Regions from separate parts of the Homo sapiens genome. Here regions 1, 2, 3 and 4 are each linked to region 5. Evidence: chromatin contacts called from ENCODE Hi-C or POLR2A ChIA-PET data. All regions are on one chromosome and are shown on one strand. Each heading gives the region's core, a stretch centred on a gene start or an enhancer-like site at or near the end of the contact. The rest is flanking DNA. Distances are from core to core; before and after follow the strand shown. Region 1 holds the start of TOB2 (transducer of ERBB2, 2). Region 2 overlaps POLDIP3 (DNA polymerase delta interacting protein 3). Region 3 holds the start of CYB5R3 (cytochrome b5 reductase 3). Region 4 holds the start of TEF (TEF transcription factor, PAR bZIP family member). Region 5 holds the start of SMDT1 (single-pass membrane protein with aspartate rich tail 1).

Region 1 (3,207 bases), core at 79-2,578, 630 kb after region 5:
CCGGAACCGTCTGGAATGACAAAAAAGGTGTGGGCGGGAGGGGAGAACTGGGAAATGGGAGATCTAAGGAGGGACCGGGGAGAAGACCTCACTCACAGTCCCCCGGGGGCTCCAGACTGCATCTTCCGGCACTCCTGTCTGCCTGTGACCGCAGAACACGGCCCTCCCTCCCCCTGGCTCTGTGTCCCGCACACTCACAGAGGCAGAGCAGCCCGCGTGGCCAGAGCCGGGGGAGGGGGCCTCAGCGCGCGGGCCTGGCGCGCCCAGTCCCGGGTTCGCGGAGCCTCGCTCCGCCGCCCGAGGGGCCGTAGTGGGTGCGAGCCTTGCGCCCGTTGCACGGTCAGGGGCCACCCCACGCCGGCGGGACTGCGACTAGAAGAAATGTGGGGCTCTCCCGCGTGCCCCACACTGGGGTCGCTGGCCAGAAAGAGCAAACAAGAGTTGGGAGAGGGGCTGCGCCCGCGCGCCTGCGCAGAGCCAGAGCCGGCCCTCCAGGCTGCAAGGAAAGGAGCGCCAGAGGCGGTGAGGGGAAGGTCCTTTGTGGCACTCGGCTAGTTTCACGGCCGTCAGCCTCGTCCTCGGCTCCTCTTACTCCCGCACAGCGTGGCCCAGGCCCCAGAGTCTCCCTCGCCTTTCTTTCGACGTTGAGCCCCCCGAGGAATCACAAGGCGCTCGGAAGACTCATGCCTGCCCGAAACGGGTCCGAAATGTTTCCAGAGCCCGCGTCGTCCCCTCAGTTCCCCCTCCCGCAGAGGCCGTAACGGGGCGATGCTATCGCCGCGGACACGGCCAGACGCTCGGAGCTGGAGGGAAGGCCCCGGGAAACGGCTCGGGCAAACGTCCGAACCATGGGCTCCGAGGCAGGTGCAGGGCGGACGACTCAGCGGGGGGTTTCCGGCGGGCATGGTGACTCCCTCCCCTCCCCCGCGATACTCGTCCCCCAAACACAACTAAAGGGAGAGTGCACTGTGCCCGGCTCGTGAGCAACCCGGCCCCAGGTGGTCCCCGGCCCTCACGGAGCGCCCCTGGGAGAACACCTCACACGACGCGCACAAGTTCAGAGTGGTATGGGAATGAAGGAAAGGAGTGCGGCGCGGCGCTGTGACAGGGAGGGGAAGACGGGGAGCCGGACGCACGACCGGCGAGCACAGAAGGGCACAGGAGCTGCTCCGCGAGATACCAGCGAGCTGAGGCGCGGGGCTGGCTGGGAAGTAGTCCCGGCCGGGCCCTGGCCCCGCCCCTGCAGGGCGGAGGGACGCATCACGCAGGGGTGGGGAAGCCGGATCCGTGCGCAGGGTTGCTAAGGGTGAAACTTTTCATTGACTTTGCTCACTTCGGGCCGGGGCGCGGGAAGGTGCGGGTTGTTGGCTGAGGCAAGCCGTGGCTCGGGCGACGCGGGGCCAGGAGGGCAGGACCGTCTGCCGGCGACAGCCCATACCGTCTGCCGTTGCGCGACACGAACCACCCTCCGATCCGCCATCCCCGCGTCGTCGCCGCTAGTCCGCCCGCCCGCCCTCGGGCCCCCCGCTGCCGAGCCCGACCTCCTAAGAGCTGAAAGAAATTATTGAGAGTCATAGTCCATAGCCCCCTGCTTCGTCCCCCAACCCTCAACGACGAAAAGGACTTCGGTCCCCTGGCCCGGCGACGCCCGGGAAGGAAAGGAGAGCGACCTCCGCCCCGCGCTCAGGCCACCCTGGAGGGAGAAGCCGCCCCGCGGCCGGTAGAGCGCCCCGCCGCCGCGGAGACCCGAGTGAGTGAGTTGGGGGGCGTGCGGGCGGGGGGCCCGCCCCGAGACCCAGCCGGCCGGACTACCTCTTCCACCCCGCCCCACTCCCGCTTTGCTGGACTCTCCACGTTGCTGCCGCTCCCTCCCCGCCTGGCCAGCATTTTCTTTCCCCATCCAGCTTCCCTCCAGACCCCACTTTCCCCAGCTCCTCTTCTCACGCCATCTGTGCTCCTGGGGTGCCCAAGAGCTCCTTTTTCTCCCAGTTCCAAGAGTGGCCCTCTCCTGGGTGGGGTGCATTTCCTCCCTTCCCCGCCTCCCCCGGTTCTTTATATCCTAGCTACTCGCTAGATCTTCCTTGTTCTCCAAAGAAACATAACTCCCCCCACCGTTAAATAAATCCGAGGAAGGAAGGGGATCCAGGCCTTGTTTTTCTGCTTCTTTTCCCGTGTGCAGGGAAGGGGGGTGGTAATTGTTAATAGACTCTATTTCTGGCTCTGTGGAGCCTGAAGGGTGGAGGGTGGACACCCCCTTTGGCGACGGGACAGGTCAGTGGAGATTGTCCTTGGGCCACTGAGCCAGAGTTCACCGTTTCGGCTGAGCTCTTTATACTCTTAAGTGTTTTAATGGAAAATTGGGCAGAAAAAAGTACCCTTAGAGCAGTGCCAGTGAGTGGATTCTGCTTATCTTGGTAAGGTGCCTGCGAGGTGGGGCCCTACCCCCAAACTCCTTCCCCTCCTGTCCGGAGGATGAACTGTGCCCTTGACCACCAGAAATCTGGGAGGGGAAGGAGGGTGCAGAGAGGAGGCACAGCCGGCAGGCCCTCTCCCTCCCCCAGGAGAAACCAGAACCCCGCACAGCAAGCTTCAGCTTGGGGACGGGTGGAGGCCAGTCTCTGGTGCTACTCCGTATCTAAACGGTCTTTTTCTCCTTCTTACCCACCGTACCCTGGGAATGGGTCCTTCATCTCTGATTTTCCGGCAGAAAAACAATCCTATTGCTTTCTTGGGCTTCTACCCCCATCCCTCCGTGAAGCATAGGGGGAAAGAAGCTTGTGTGGGAGGAAGGATTAAGGAGGTTTAACACCCAGCGGGGGAGCTTGCCGAGGATCTGGTAAGTCTGGTCGTAAAGCAGACCTTGCAATGGGAGGAGACACACAGAATTTTAGTATGAGAAGATGCTCAGGTGTCAGGTGTACAGTTTTTTTCTTCTCTGCCTGGGAACCTTTTCCTATTTCCCTCTCCCGGATCTGGTTACTCAGTCTTCGATTAGAAATGGGGTGAGGCTTGGGCCCTGCTGGCCTTGGCCTGGCGCCTCCCCACAGCTTGACTGGAAATTTCTTTGGCCGAGAGGACGGGAGAACTGGGTTTGATTCCTGCCTTTCCTTTCCTGGCTGTTTGGGGTGCTGGAGCCGAGTCCGCTAGGCATTAAGTGAAAAAGATCCGTTTCCCTTTGAATCCACCGTCCATCCAGCAACCCCACAC
Region 2 (3,430 bases), core at 566-3,065, 520 kb before region 5:
GCTGAGGCAGGAGAATGGCACGAACCCAGGAGGTGGAGCTTGCAGTGAGCCAAGAGGCGCCACTGCACTCCAGCCTGGGCGACAGAGCGAGACTCTGTCTCAAAAAAAAAAAAAAAAAAAATATCCGGGGTGTGGTGGCGGGCACCTGCAGTCCCAGCTACTCGGGAGGCTGAGGCAGGAGAATGGTGTGAACCTGGGAGGCAGAGCTTACAGTGAGCCGAGATTGTGCCACTGCACTCCAGCCTGGGCGACAGAGTGAGACTCTGTCTCAAAAAAAAAAGAAACATGAAGCTGGCTCGGCGTGGTGGCTCACGCCTGTAATCCCAGCACTTTGGGAGGCTGAGGTGGGCAGATTACCTGAGGTCAGGAGTTGGAGACCAGCTTGGCAACATGGTGAAATCCCGTCTCTACTAAAAATAAAAAATTAGCTGGGCATGATGGCGCGTGCCTGTAATCCCAGCTGCTCGGGAGGCTGAGGCAGGAGAATTGTTTGAACCCCGAGGTGGAGGTTGCAGTGAGCCAAGATTGCGCCACTGCACTCCAGCCTGGGTGACAGGGCGAGACTCCGTCTCAAAAAAAAAAAAAAAAAAGAGGTCGTGAAGCTGAATGATGCCAGTTTGTTTCTTTACAAAGGGACCAGGCCTTTCCAGTAATTAGACTGCTCAAGTCTGCTATCAAGGGAACTATCAGCTTGCTCAGTGAGTCTCTATCCCTATTTGATACCCTAATTGAATAAATGCCATATTTATACTCATGCGTCTTGTACCCTGTGAGATGGGTACTGTTGATTACCCTCGTTGATGGATGAGGGACAGGCATGGAGAGGTGAAATAAGCCTGTTCAACATCACCCAGCTGATGAGAAGCAGTGGATCTAGGAATGGAGCCCGAGCAGTCTCGCTCTCAGGGCCCTGTGTGGAGTCACTGTGCTGTCCCAGCTCTGGAGACGCAGAATTCCACATGAGGAATGTGGAATTCAGCATGGGGATGACGCTGCTTCACCCAGACTTGGAGGAGCGTGGTGAATTGCCCGTGCCCATGCTCTGATGTGCCTCTCTGGCCGCTGCGTTCCTCCTTTCTCCCTGCCCTGGGTCAGTGCCTGTAAACACTGCCCTAAATCAGCAGGGCCCCCGTCACTTCTGCTTTATGCACCTTTTTCCTCAGACACATTAATACAGGGGAGTTTTGTTTCCAAGGGACCACATCCAGATGGAGGGGCTGTTTTTGGTGATCTGCACTGCCAAATGCCCGAGTGTCCCTGACAGTCGGAGCTGATGAGGCCAAGGCTGTGTGTGGTTCCTCTGGATGGCCAGAAGAGGAACCAAAACACTGAATTCTGGGCCTTCTTAAGAGTGGTGATCAGCACATTGTGATAGAAGCATATCTGGGAATGAACTTGGCCTCAAGCTTTTGGCCTTTTAATTTTTTTTTTTGTAAGCAAAAGCAGCTTTATTAAGAAAACAAAGGAATAAAAGAATGGCTACTCCACAGGCAGAGCAGCTCTTTTACATTTTTTATAGAGATGAGGTCTCACTGTGTTGCCCAGGTTGGTCTTGAACTCCTGGCCTCAAGCAGTCCTCTCACCTCAGCCTCCCAAAGTGCTGGGATGGCAGATGTGATCCACTATGCCTGGCCAAGCTTTTGGCCTTCTGACCAGCCTCATATTGTAGAATTTTTAGAAAGTCTAAGTGGTGTGGGTGAGCCTGTGGCTCCTGGGTAATTTTCCAGGTCAGGGCTGTATGGAAGCTTCCTGCCAAGAGCTTCTAGCACTGTGGGGAGTGGCTTCTGTGAGTGCGCGTTCAGGCTGTGTGTTTTTCTCTCCCCCTGCCCCTTCCCTATGGGATGTCACTGGCAGCCGGCAGCCTTTTTGGCTCCAGACCTCTAATAGAATTAGAGAGCTGGGAGGCATCGAGGGTTCATGCTCTCAGCAAGTTGTCAACCTCTTGGGGCTTCTTCAGAACATTGCAGGTCTGGCTTCTCAGATTCTTTTCTGTCTCTTCGTTTAGGCTGGGCTAAGCAGTTCCAAGCTTTCCATGTCCAAGGCCCTCCCTCTCACCAAAGTGGTTCAGAATGATGCATACACAGCTCCTGCTCTCCCTTCCTCTATTCGAACAAAAGCCTTGACCAACATGTCCCGGACACTGGTGAACAAGGAAGAACCCCCCAAAGAGCTGCCAGCTGCTGAGGTGAGGTGATGGTGGTGACTGCAGCAGTTGGGGTCAGGAGGGCTGTATGCTTATATGTACCTCATTGTGTTCCCCACAACGCCTTTGTGAGGTGGGCATTGCCACCCCCATTCTACAGATGAGCAAACCAAGACCTAGGGACTCTTACCCTCAAAGACCTTGCAGGCTAGTGGGGACGGCAGACCTGCTGAGAGATTGCGGTATCTGGTGATATGTTAGACTCTCTCAGAAGAAAGCTATTAGGAGGGCTGAGGACAGATTATCTCATTCCAGTTGGGAAGTCTGGGAAAAAGGGCTCTTTTAGCTGAGTGGGTCTGGAAGCATGAGTAGCCTTCCAGGTAGAGGCTCAGGGCCTGAGAGGCTTGCGTATTTGGGAGATGGGAGAGGGTCCATGCTTTTAGCATAGAGTGATGGGGGGTGTAGTGGACACTGAAGTTCAGGGGGCCCATTTGTGGTAACTCTCCATGGAGCTTTCCTCTGGGCCTTCCTAGTCACGTGCCTGGAGGAATTTCTGTTGTGGGAATGCTTATCAGCCATCTGGCTTCTGGTAATGCTCTTGTCTGTGTGGCAGCCTGTTCTCAGCCCATTGGAAGGCACCAAGATGACTGTGAATAATCTGCACCCTCGAGTCACTGAGGAGGACATTGTTGTAAGTACTGTGACCTACCAAACATTTAAATCTCAAACTGCCTCTGTGGCAAAGGTCTCTTAAGACCCACCCTCAGGTTTGATGACTGCTAGGACTCACCAGACTCAGCATATAGTCACGCTCAGGGCTGAGACTAATGACAGCAAAAGGATGCAGAGCAAATGGCTCATGGGGTGAAGTCGGGGGGAAACGAGGCACAAGCCTCCAGAGGCCCCTCCCAGCAGAGTCGCACAGGATGCTGGGTGCAACTCGCAGCAAGTTGTGACAATACATGTGACACCAGGGAAGCTCATTAAAGACTCAGTACCCAAAGGTTTTACTGGGGGCTGGTCACTTCGGCATTCTCTGTGTAGCATGTACTAAAATTCCAGACTCCCAGAGGGAAAGCAGCTGTTGAGCAGAAACCATGTTGTTTGCACAGTCCAGGCACAGTGAACTGTGGGGTGGCAGGAGCCCTCCTGAGATCCGAGTTCTCAGATGCCAGCCAAGGGCCACCCCTGGAATCGGACCTTTCAAACAATAGCAGTCAGCCCAGCTGCTTCACTCTTCTGCACAGCTTCTAGCCAAGGCCAGGTGCCTGGCCTGAATCTCAGAGT
Region 3 (3,223 bases), core at 98-2,597, 570 kb before region 5:
CGGAAGTTCGAGACCAGCCTCACCAACATGTTGAAACACCGTCTCTACTAAAAATACAAAATTAGGCCGGGCGCGGTGGCTCACGCCTGTAATCCCAGCACTTTGGGAGGCCGAGGCGGGCGGATCACGAGGTCAGGAGATCGAGACCATCCTCGCTAACACGGTGAAACCCCGTCCCTACTGAAAATACAAAAAATTAGCCGGGCGCGGTGGGGTGCCTGTAGTGCCAGCTACTCGGGAGGCTGAGAATGGCGTGAACCCTGGAGGCGGAGCTTGCATTGAGCCGAAATGGCGCCACTGCATTCCAGCCTGGGGGACAGGGCGAGACTCTGTCTCAAAAAAAAAAAAAAAAAAAAAAAAAAAAAGATTAGCTGGTTAGCCAGATGTGGTGGCACATGCCTGTAATTTCGGGAGGCTGAGGCAGGAGGATCTGTTGAACCCTGGAGGCGGAGTTTGCGGTGAGCCGAGATCGCGTCAATGCATACCAGCCTGGGCAACAAGAGCGAAACTGCGTCTCAAAAAAAAAAACAATTAGCCGGACGTGGTGGCATGTGCCCAGCTACTCAGGAGGTTGAGGCAGGAGGAACACTTGAGCCTGGGAGGTTGAGGCTAAAGTGAGCTGTGATCAGGCTCCTGCATTCCAGTCTGGGCAAGAGTGAGACCCTGCTTTACCAAAAAAAAAAAAAAAAAAAAAGGTATTTATTGAGCACCTACTATATGCTAGGCTCTGTGTGGCTAGGCTCTGGGGATGTACGGGACTTCAAACCAGATAGGGCCTTGCCCTCCGGGAGCGCACAGTCCACTGGGATGGGGTGGGAGTGGGGGAAACACGCAGGAGGCCTTCAGCTAAGTGGGACAAAGATCACTCCACAGTGGGACAATGGCGTGGGGAGCGGAGGCGCCGCCGGCGAGGAGGCTCCGGGCGGGCCGTGCTGAGACCGCAGCATTTAACCCGGCCCGAGGCAGCTGGGAACAGTGCTGCCCAGGGAACTACAAATTCAAAGGCCCGGGGAAGGGCCGCGCTGAGCAGCTGCAGGCACAGGCCCAGGCCAGGCCAGGCAGGACCGGCCCCTGCAGTCTCGGAGGCCGGGGGAAGATTCCGCCTCTTATTCTCGCTCCCATCCGGGGGGCGCCATCTTGCTTCCTTTATGGCGGCGAACGAGGCCCAGAGAGGCCACCGTCCCGCGCGGGGCAGCACAGCGGCGGGAGAGCTCGGAGCGCAGAGGGCCGCATCCCCAGTTCCCAGTCTCCATCCCCGGCAGAAGCAGGCGGAGCGACCCGGTCCCCGCCCCCGCGCCCGCCCCGCCCCGCGCGCCCGCCTGGCCCCTCGGCCCCGCCCCTGCTCCGGAGTGACGCGGGCCCGGGCGCGACGGTCTCGGCGGCGGCGGCGGCGGCGACAGAGCGAGCGCGGCGCGGGGCCACCATGGGGGCCCAGCTCAGCACGGTAGGCGGGGAGGGGGCGCCGGGGCCGCGGGGCGTCGCGAGGGACTGGGACCCGGCGGCGAGGGGGCGGGCTGGCCTGCGGGAGGTGACGCGGGACCCGGGCCGCACCCGGCCGCACCCACTTCGCCCGCCCAGCCCGCCGCGCCCCACCCCACCCCACAAGGGCCTGGGCGAGCTACGTGGTGACCGCTACTTACGCCCTGGCAGTCTGCAGCGGGGACCCAGCCCTCCTGCCCGGGGGGCGCGCCAGAGCCCAGCACCCGGGGGCACCTGGGCCCTGCCCTGGCCGCCGTGGGGCCTTGGCTGCTGGAGGGACCCGTGGTTGTGAGCGTGTGTGCCGCTGAGTGTGAGTGTGTGAGCGAGCGTGTGAATGGCTTGAGAGTGAATGTGTGTGTGAGTGTGACCGTGGGTGTGAAGGGCGGGCATGGAAACGTGTGATGGGGTGTGTGTGTGTGTACGGGAGTATGTGAATGGGCGATGTCACTGACTGCGACTGAACGTGTGTGTGTGTGCGATGTCACTATGTCAGAGGGTTTTGCACGTTTAGCAACAAGGAACAGAACCCGGATGACACGGGGGCATCCTCCCAATGCTCAGTGGGCCAGGCTCCCATCAAGGCCAGGCTCCCACTGACCCTGCAAGCTGTGCTGGGGACCTCACACTTTGCGGTGTCAGTGCTGTTTGCCCCATTTCACAGATGGGGAAATGCAAACTAGTCTTGGCCACCGTCCCACAACGCTGCCGCCGGAAGGAGCCTGCTCCATGGGGTTTCAAAGTCCACTCTGCTGCTGTCACTCCTGGGCTGGCCTAGAGCCACCTTCCCTTCCCCCCAGGCCACCTCCTCTCCCCAGTTTCTCAAAAGTTGACCATGGTGAGGCTGGAGGCTTGAGTCTGTGTGGACATGTGGAGGCTGCGGCTGCAGAGGGCAGCTCTCCTGTCAACTGTGACCCGCTAGGCGTGGGGAGGCTGGCACAGGAGGAATCAGCCCAGTGCTCCTCCACCTCCACCTCTACCTCTATGCCTGGCATCTGCCACTTGGAGGGCACCTGGGTCCTCCCTCCTTGGGGAGGACCTGGAGTCTCCTCCTTGGGGATCCAGGCAAAAGGCCTCTTGGCTTGGGTGGTTGCTAAGGAAAGTGTGGCCCAACCCAGAACTTCGGGATGTTCAGACCCCAGGCAACCTTGGCCAGGGTGAACCTGTGGGCATCACCCCAACCTCCATGCAACACCCGGCCCATTTTTCCCCAGAAAGCATCTGCCTCCTTTATTGTTGAAATGTCCTGCCTGTGTCTCTAAAGCTTCCCCTGGTCTCCACCCAACCCTTCCCTGCTGTTTTTGGTGGTGTTCCATACCTTCCAGCTGGTGGTTGGATTTATGGCCACGTCCCCTGCACCTGGCTGCTCCATACATTTCTTTTTTCTTTTTTCTTTTTTGAGAAGAGTCTCTCACCCAGACAGTAGTGCAGTGGCGCGATCATAGCTCACTGCAGCCTCAACCTCTTGGGCACAAGTGATCCTTCTACCTCAGTGTCCTGAGTACAGGCACGTGCCAATATGCCTGGCTAAGTTTTTTTTTTTTGAGATGGAGTCTCTCTCTGTCACCCAGGTTGGAGTGCAGTGGCATGATCTCAGCTCACTGCAACCTCCACTTCCTGGGCTCCAGCAATTCTCCTGCCTCAGCCTCCCAAGTAGCTGGGATTACAGGCACTCGCCATCACACCTGGGCTTCGCCATCTTGGCCAAGCTGGTCCCGAACTCCTGACCTCAGATGATCCACCTGCC
Region 4 (3,089 bases), core at 556-3,055, 700 kb after region 5:
CAATAAAGGATACTTTAAATCAGTGTTTTTGTAAGGTGGAATTTTAAATTGTAAGAGATAAAGGACTAGTCCATCACTCAGGTCATGCAACAGTGGCTGCCAGCATGATACAGTAGAAAGAGCACCAAACTGAGGGTCAAAAGTTATAGCTGTGTGACCTTGAGGAAGCACCCTCACCTCCCTGAGCCTCAATTTTCCTCATCTGGGAAGAGGGGAGAATACCCTCTAGGACTGTTAATGAAATAAGATGATGTCAGCGTGCTTTGCGAGCACTCTACGAATATCGGGTAGAATTCTTGTTATGGATGGTTATTACCTGGTAATTTCAAACAAGAAACTGTCAGATGTGTACACCTGTCCCTGCAGCTTGTCTCAGCCCCAGATTTGGAACAAAGCACCGTCTCAAAAACAAACAAAAGGGTTTGTGCACATGAGGTCCCAAAGCAGGAGGAGAGAGGCTGGCCTCACCTGATGTGCTGAAGCTATTTATAACTCAACAGTGACAGCCACAGGGATGGGAGCCTCAGCATACACCCAGGAAAGGAAGAGAAATGGCATTTTAAAAAGGAAAATCCATTCCCCAGGCCAGACAACTCTCGAAGGCCTATCCCTTTCCCAAACCCTGAATAACTGATGGCTCTTGGAAATGCAAAGGTCTCACACTCAAAGTATACCTCAGTGCACCCACAACCCCACCACAGGCGGCCCTCCTGCTGCTCCCTGCACCCCATCTCCCAGGGCGAAAAACAAGGCCAGACCTGCTTTCCGTATACGCCCCAGTGACGTTCCTGGCCTAGGCAAAAAGATGAAGCTCAGTCCTGCCGCCGTGGCCCCAGAATCTAAGGGTCAGCCCCAACCAACCAGGCGAAGGGCCTCAGTGGACTCATCTGACCCTCATCGTTTCTCTGCTTGGCCCAAAACTCCCCTCCCAAGGCGCCTCACACTACTCGCCCACACCCCCCCCACCCGCTCAGCAGAAGCCCCGCAACAGAAAGGCTCCCGTTGGACCTAGTAGCTGGCGCTACTCACACCCAGGGAGGAAGCCAGGTCCCTCCGGGAGGGGTAAGGCCACGTACGATGACAGTTCGCTACCCTAGGCCTGCGCTTCCTAAACTTTGGTGTACTTGGAAAATAATGGGGGTGCGGTGGGGTGCTCCTTAAAATGCAAGACCCCTGTCCCAGTGACCGCAGATTGGGTGGGGCGCAGGAACCAGCAATTTAAACAGGCATCCCGAGTGACTCCGATGCAGGTGGCCCCGGGGGAGGGGCCCTGGAGCGTCATTTAAGTGACTGCTCCCGATCCCCTTCCGCCTCCTCAAAACCTCTCCCCACCCTCTCCCGCCAGACCCACCGTCTCAGCCCGCCCCTGACCCTCTGTCCTCAGCCCCCCGGCCTCGTCCTCCAGGCTCCTGGTCATCCAGGCCCCATCCCCCTCCGCTGGACCACTGCTCCCTGACCCACTGCCTCCCCGGCCCCGCCCTCACGAGGCCCCGCCCCTGTATAAGCCCCGCCCCCAGCCCGCGCGGACCACCCCCCCGCCCTCACCGAGGCGCGCCTCGCGCGGGGGGTTCTCCATCAGCTTCTTCAGGACCAGGGGGAAGGACCCCGACAGGCCCCTTTCCCCAGCTGCGCGCCCCGGCCCCGGACCGGGTCCTGCCTGCGGGTCCACAGGCGGCTTCTTTCCGCCGCCCGCGTCGGACATCGTGCCCCGGACTCGGCTCGCGCACCTCGCCTCCCCCGCCCGCCCCCCGAGATGGGCCGGAGCCGTGCGACCCGCTGCAGCTGCCGACACGGGCAGCTACTGCGCAGGCGCCCAATGGCGCCCCCGCCTCCTTCCATCGCTACCCCGCCTGCGGACCGGCTCTGGCACATTAATTATTCATGAGGCCAGGCCAGCTTCCCCGGATCGTTGCTCTGGATTGGTCCAGCCTGCGAGAGGGGCAGGCGCAGATCCTCGGGCCGTGATTGGTCGGGCAGCCGGGATAAGATAGACACGTGCGGGGCCAGGTGAGGACCCTCGCGGAGGCCCCGCCCCGCCGCCCCTGTGTCCCCTGATTGGCGCCTGCTGGAGTCTTTGTGGTGGGCCTTCCTCGGCGCGGTCCCTTCCCTCCTACCAGTGTTCCCCCTTCACCGCCCTCTTCATAACCCCCGCCCTCCCCAACCACCGCAGCCTCTCCCTCTTGTCCCCGACTTGCAACCTTCCCGACGCGCCACCGAAGAGGGGCGGAGCTCGGAGCGGCCAGGCCGGCCAAAGCGACCTATCCGAGCTCCTGCTCGCGCGGCGTGTCCACCCCCCGCGGGTCACGTGGAGCCGCAGCCGAGTCTGGTCGCGGGGGGAGGGGGCAGAGGAGGAAGGCGCGGGAACAGCCAATGGAGGGCGGGGGCGGGGCCCGGGGCGGTGCACGAGGCGCCGCACGTGCGGGGCTGTGGCGGGGCGGGAGGGGAAGGGAGGGACGGGTCTTTTTGTTCTGGGGACTCTGCCCAGGGTCGCGGGGCAGGGACGCTGAGCTTAGCCCGCACTTCTGCTCCCACGCGACCCAGAGGTCGCCTGAGGGCAGGGCCGGGGACCGCGACCTGCCAAGTCGTAGGGATGGCCTGAGCAGGCTTGGCCGCCCTAGAGCGGGGTGTCGGGTTGCCCACGCATCCAGATCAACACTAGCGTGGAGGGAGCATTCCTGAAGCTCTGACCTGAGCCAGGGCCCGAGTACATGTTTCCGCCCTCCCACTTACTAGCTTATGACCTTGGGAAAGTCCGGTTGCTTCACTGGAGCTTGTTTCCTCGGCCATAAAATTAAGAGGTTGGGCTAGAGAATCTCCACAGTCCCAAACAGATGTGAAATTCTTTTCCTTTCTAGAACTCTCCCTTCTTTTACCTAGAAAACAAAAACCTCCTTGACACCAGGTACCGATGCCACGTTTTGTGGGAGAACCACCTCCTCTCTTAAAATATAAAGCCTCCCCGGGAGTTCCGCAGAAATCCGTAAAAATGTAATATGTGGCGCGGTACACAAATGGAAAGCTGCTCCTAAACAGCGCTCAGAACTTTGTACCTCTTTATAGTACAGATCAGACTCCGCTGCAAACCCAGG
Region 5 (2,981 bases), core at 22-2,521:
ACAGAAAGATGTACAGTGAAGGGATATTCTACACAGTTCACTAAGTAACAGGTTCCCTGATGCCTGAGAAATTTGATTTAAAAATTTTAGAAACAGATGTATTTGAAAGTGGGCATGTATTTACACTCAAAGACTTTAGATGGATTGGGAGAATGTCAGTAAAATCTCAGCAACATTTCTCTCGTATTCCTAGAATTAAAAAAATTTTTTTTTCAACTGTTTTGATAAGGCAGGTCTTTCCCAACATGGACCTACAGTCAATTGTGTGAGTTAGCATAGGCTAGACTAGCTTTAAGAGAATTTGTTTTTTTAACTCCCACACCACACAGCCCTGCAGTCGTAAAGCAAACTTTCGCTTGATATAAGGGACTGTTTCCGTTTTCCCTAGAAAAACTCAAGCATGTGATAGCGTTCAGTGTTGGAAAAAGACAGGACCTGGTGGGGACGGTACCAGGAAGAAACCCGGATGCTGCGTCCTCAGCGCTGGCCTTGGATACGAGCTTCACCGCTCTAGCCCGATTCTTCATTTGAAAACCCGTGATTGTAATAATTCCCTGCACATCTATCAGGACTGTAAATCACATGAATTAAATATTAGGTGACAACTAATAAAAAGATGAGGCCCGTCCCACGTACCCTTTATTTACAGAGTCCTTTCAAAATTCATATTTCATCCCATAAACTAGGAGACAGGCAGGGCAGAGATTACAGGACTGCTCTAAGCTAGAAGCACACGGCCTAGTCTTCTGACTCCAGAGGAGCAGAGCACCGCACCTCTCAGGACAAGCTAATGTAAAAGGCCAACTTCCTCAGCGTTTGCCCCCCATCTTCTGTCTACCTACCATTTTCTACACACCTGTCAAAATTAGCAACTCATTAGCGTATTCTTGGTCCGCCTTCCAGTCTACGGTAATCGTTATGATTGGCCTTGGCTCCTATCAATCAGCGCCGCCCTCACGCACTCCCCACAATGATTGGCCTCAGCCCCTTCGCCCCGTCTCCAGGAGGACACTCACTTTCACCGGTTTGGGCAAAATGGCGCCGCTGCGGGTAACGATGACTGACCTCGACGGTACCAGGCTCCGGCCTGAGCCGCTCCATGCGGCGGAGACATCGCCATCTTTCCTCAAGCTAGGCCCGCTCCGGAGAGCCCCGGACCTGACGGGTGCCAATACTAGCCAGCGAGCCGCTCCGGACGCCATGCCCCCAGCTCCGCCCCTCACCCGGGCACCCGCACCCCACCGCCCAGCCCTCGTGCCGCCCTCGGGAAGAAAGCCGCCCGAAGCCTCGCGAGAGTTTGAGGAGTACACGAGAAGCCCAGCCCTCCCACTCGCGCAGTGCCGGCGGCTCCTGGGGCGGCGGGAGGGAGGTGTTTGTCACTGGCCGGCATGGTGGCGTCACGAGAGTGGCGGCGCAGCCCCGGCTCCCTCAGTCCGCGTCCTGCTGGGCGTGGCCGCGGTCTTGGGTCCGCCCGGCCGTCAGAACAGGCCTCAGCGGCCGGTTGTGGAAATAAACCCAGGGAGCGGAAGGAGTAATAACGAAAAAGCTTTACTAGTGTTTTAACCGTGTACAAAACACTGTAGCAATAAGAGAAAGGCCCGTGCTATCTGTGTTTAAACAAAATGCAGTGGCTGCGGGGCTTCCAGGCAGGGCTGGGGAACAGGCCGGGCGCCCGCCTTGGGCGCATCTCCGCCTCTTAGGGGTAAGAGGCTCAGAGCCTACCCCTTAGGCCTAGTTGGATGCGGGTCGGTCCTGCCCAAGGCCCCAGTGAGGGGAGCCGAGGCTAGGAAGGGGCAAGTTTTATGTGTTTGGGAGGGGGTGTCTCTTCCCGGCCTCTGCGTCTTCCCCCTGGAGCGTCAGTATGGTCAGGCTCTGGTGACCCAGCCGCTTTGCCTCCCGACTTTGGGAAGAGTAGCAAGGAGAGGTCCTGGCAAGTACACCCTGGGTGACAAACGGCTATGAGAGTTCCCAGGTGATTTCTCGAGCAGCTTCAGTTTACCGGAGCCCAGCCAGGAGAGAGAATTTTAGCACAGGAAACGCAATCCCGTGTCCAAGCTCCTAGAATACCCAGGACTGAGAACCAAAGCAACAGACTTTTCCCAGGGAGCCACACTGCCTCCCCACCTCTTCTTTAACCCCTCACTTGGCAGCTCCAGGAGTTGGCTGCTGAAGACAGAGTACAGGAGGGCATTTCGTTGACGTAAAAAAGCTACAAGCCCCTTCCGGGGCAAGGTCCAGCACCATCTGTTAACAGGGCAGCCAGGGAGAAAGGATGGGACCCCAGCACTCTGAGCAGAATAAATCTCTCTTCACTGGCCGAAGACCCTCTGCCTCAAAGGGCCCTACCCAGACTGCTGAGTGAGGATCCCATCCCCAATCTTCCCACCCCTCTCAGGAAGAGCTGGGTCCCAGAAACTCCTATGACACAATAAATCCACTTTCTCTGACAGTGTCAGAGCTTCAAGCCGATACTGCAGCCTACCTCGGATTTAAGTGCACAGGAGACTCCCCAGGTTGGAAATTATGGCTCTAGAGCCCGGTGTGTAGGCCAAAGGTATGGCAAGCCTGTGACAGTCTCGGGTGACATTCCCCACTTCCTTCATTTCATTAACATCCCCTGGGAGGGGGCAGTCAGGCCAGTGCAGTCAGGAGATTGGGGTCTTGCTCTGTGGCTGCTAAGTCTCCTTCCTTCTCTGGACCTCAGGAAATAAAGAGGATGGAAGGAATGGTCCCGCAGTCCCTTCCAGACACACGGGTGGATCTCGAACCTGGAGAATGCCTAAATAGCAGGAAGGAGAGAACCCATGTCCCCTCCCAAAACGCAACCTTGGAAATGGGTAAACATTTAACTCCTGAAAAAGAACTGGCCCTGGTTTCCTGACTCAAAGGGCCCAGACTTAGGGCCTATCCTGTTCCTCACATTTTGAGTGGCTCCCCTGGGCCCTCTTCTGCCAACACTGCCGCAGCTCCACGATCTCCTG

Evidence for each region. Hi-C counts contacts between places; a loop is a spot of excess contacts on that map. ChIA-PET counts read pairs that join two places held with the same protein, here RNA polymerase II (POLR2A). Pooled maps may share reads with other maps.
Region 1: a map of CD8-positive, alpha-beta T cell shows a loop between it and region 5 (6-fold over the local background). The contact joins the promoter of TOB2 here to the promoter of SMDT1 in region 5. A Hi-C loop is called at or near these places in 1 of 168 maps with a recorded cell type or tissue (CD8-positive, alpha-beta T cell), 2 of 37 single-sample maps with no recorded cell type and 12 of 50 pooled maps. POLR2A ChIA-PET finds 5 or more read pairs at or near these places in 3 of 52 experiments (BJ, MCF 10A and naive thymus-derived CD8-positive, alpha-beta T cell).
Region 2: POLR2A ChIA-PET joins it to region 5 with 11 read pairs in activated CD4-positive, alpha-beta T cell. The contact joins the enhancer-like site here to the promoter of SMDT1 in region 5. A Hi-C loop is called at or near these places in 1 of 37 single-sample maps with no recorded cell type and 3 of 50 pooled maps. POLR2A ChIA-PET finds 5 or more read pairs at or near these places in 2 of 52 experiments (GM12878 and activated CD4-positive, alpha-beta T cell).
Region 3: a loop to region 5 is called in a pooled map, with 3 times the contacts of the local background. The contact joins the promoter of CYB5R3 here to the promoter of SMDT1 in region 5. A Hi-C loop is called at or near these places in 3 of 50 pooled maps. POLR2A ChIA-PET finds 5 or more read pairs at or near these places in 4 of 52 experiments (CD8-positive, alpha-beta memory T cell, GM10248, WTC11 and 1 more).
Region 4: a loop to region 5 is called in a map of CD8-positive, alpha-beta T cell, with 7 times the contacts of the local background. The contact joins the promoter of TEF here to the promoter of SMDT1 in region 5. A Hi-C loop is called at or near these places in 2 of 168 maps with a recorded cell type or tissue (B cell and CD8-positive, alpha-beta T cell), 1 of 37 single-sample maps with no recorded cell type and 10 of 50 pooled maps. POLR2A ChIA-PET finds 5 or more read pairs at or near these places in 3 of 52 experiments (CD4-positive, alpha-beta T cell, GM10248 and activated B cell).

What each region holds. Positions count from the first base shown.
Region 1 is chr22:41,444,922-41,448,128 of GRCh38, reverse strand. TOB2 (transducer of ERBB2, 2) reads left to right here and starts at 1,328. Exons shown (of 2, transcript NM_016272.4): 1 at 1,328-1,750. LOC105373043 (a long non-coding RNA gene) reads right to left here and starts at 1,184. Exons shown (of 2, transcript XR_938274.2): 1 at 97-1,184; 2 at 1-10. RefSeq lists a silencer at 197-296 and enhancers at 167-862, 867-1,116, 863-1,558.
Region 2 is chr22:42,594,941-42,598,370 of GRCh38, reverse strand. It overlaps POLDIP3 (DNA polymerase delta interacting protein 3), which reads left to right. Exons shown (of 9, transcript NM_032311.5): 5 at 2,006-2,185; 6 at 2,757-2,834. Among named protein-coding and RNA genes, the nearest start is that of POLDIP3, 18 kb to the left of the region's middle. Within about 2 kb of position 1,815, at least 3 of the 41 ENCODE cell types and tissues checked have a DNase peak (open chromatin) inside an H3K27ac peak, as active enhancers do.
Region 3 is chr22:42,647,516-42,650,738 of GRCh38, reverse strand. It overlaps CYB5R3 (cytochrome b5 reductase 3), which reads left to right and starts at 1,347. Exons shown (of 9, transcript NM_000398.7): 1 at 1,347-1,444. The coding sequence starts at 1,424. RefSeq lists silencers at 867-966, 1,277-1,466, 1,487-1,836 and an enhancer at 359-1,172.
Region 4 is chr22:41,380,658-41,383,746 of GRCh38, reverse strand. TEF (TEF transcription factor, PAR bZIP family member) reads right to left here and starts at 1,805. Exons shown (of 4, transcript NM_003216.4): 1 at 1,546-1,805. The coding sequence starts at 1,702. LOC105373042 (a long non-coding RNA gene) reads left to right here and starts at 1,836. Exons shown (of 3, transcript XR_938271.3): 1 at 1,836-2,007. RefSeq lists enhancers at 967-1,046, 1,828-2,122 and silencers at 1,257-1,956, 1,987-2,586.
Region 5 is chr22:42,077,990-42,080,970 of GRCh38, reverse strand. It overlaps SMDT1 (single-pass membrane protein with aspartate rich tail 1), which reads right to left and starts at 1,271. Exons shown (of 3, transcript NM_033318.5): 1 at 1,017-1,271. The coding sequence starts at 1,202. PHETA2 (PH domain containing endocytic trafficking adaptor 2) reads right to left here. Exons shown (of 3, transcript NM_001002034.3): 3 at 1,533-2,981. The coding sequence ends at 2,898. RefSeq lists enhancers at 754-1,526, 2,767-2,981 and a silencer at 1,552-1,846.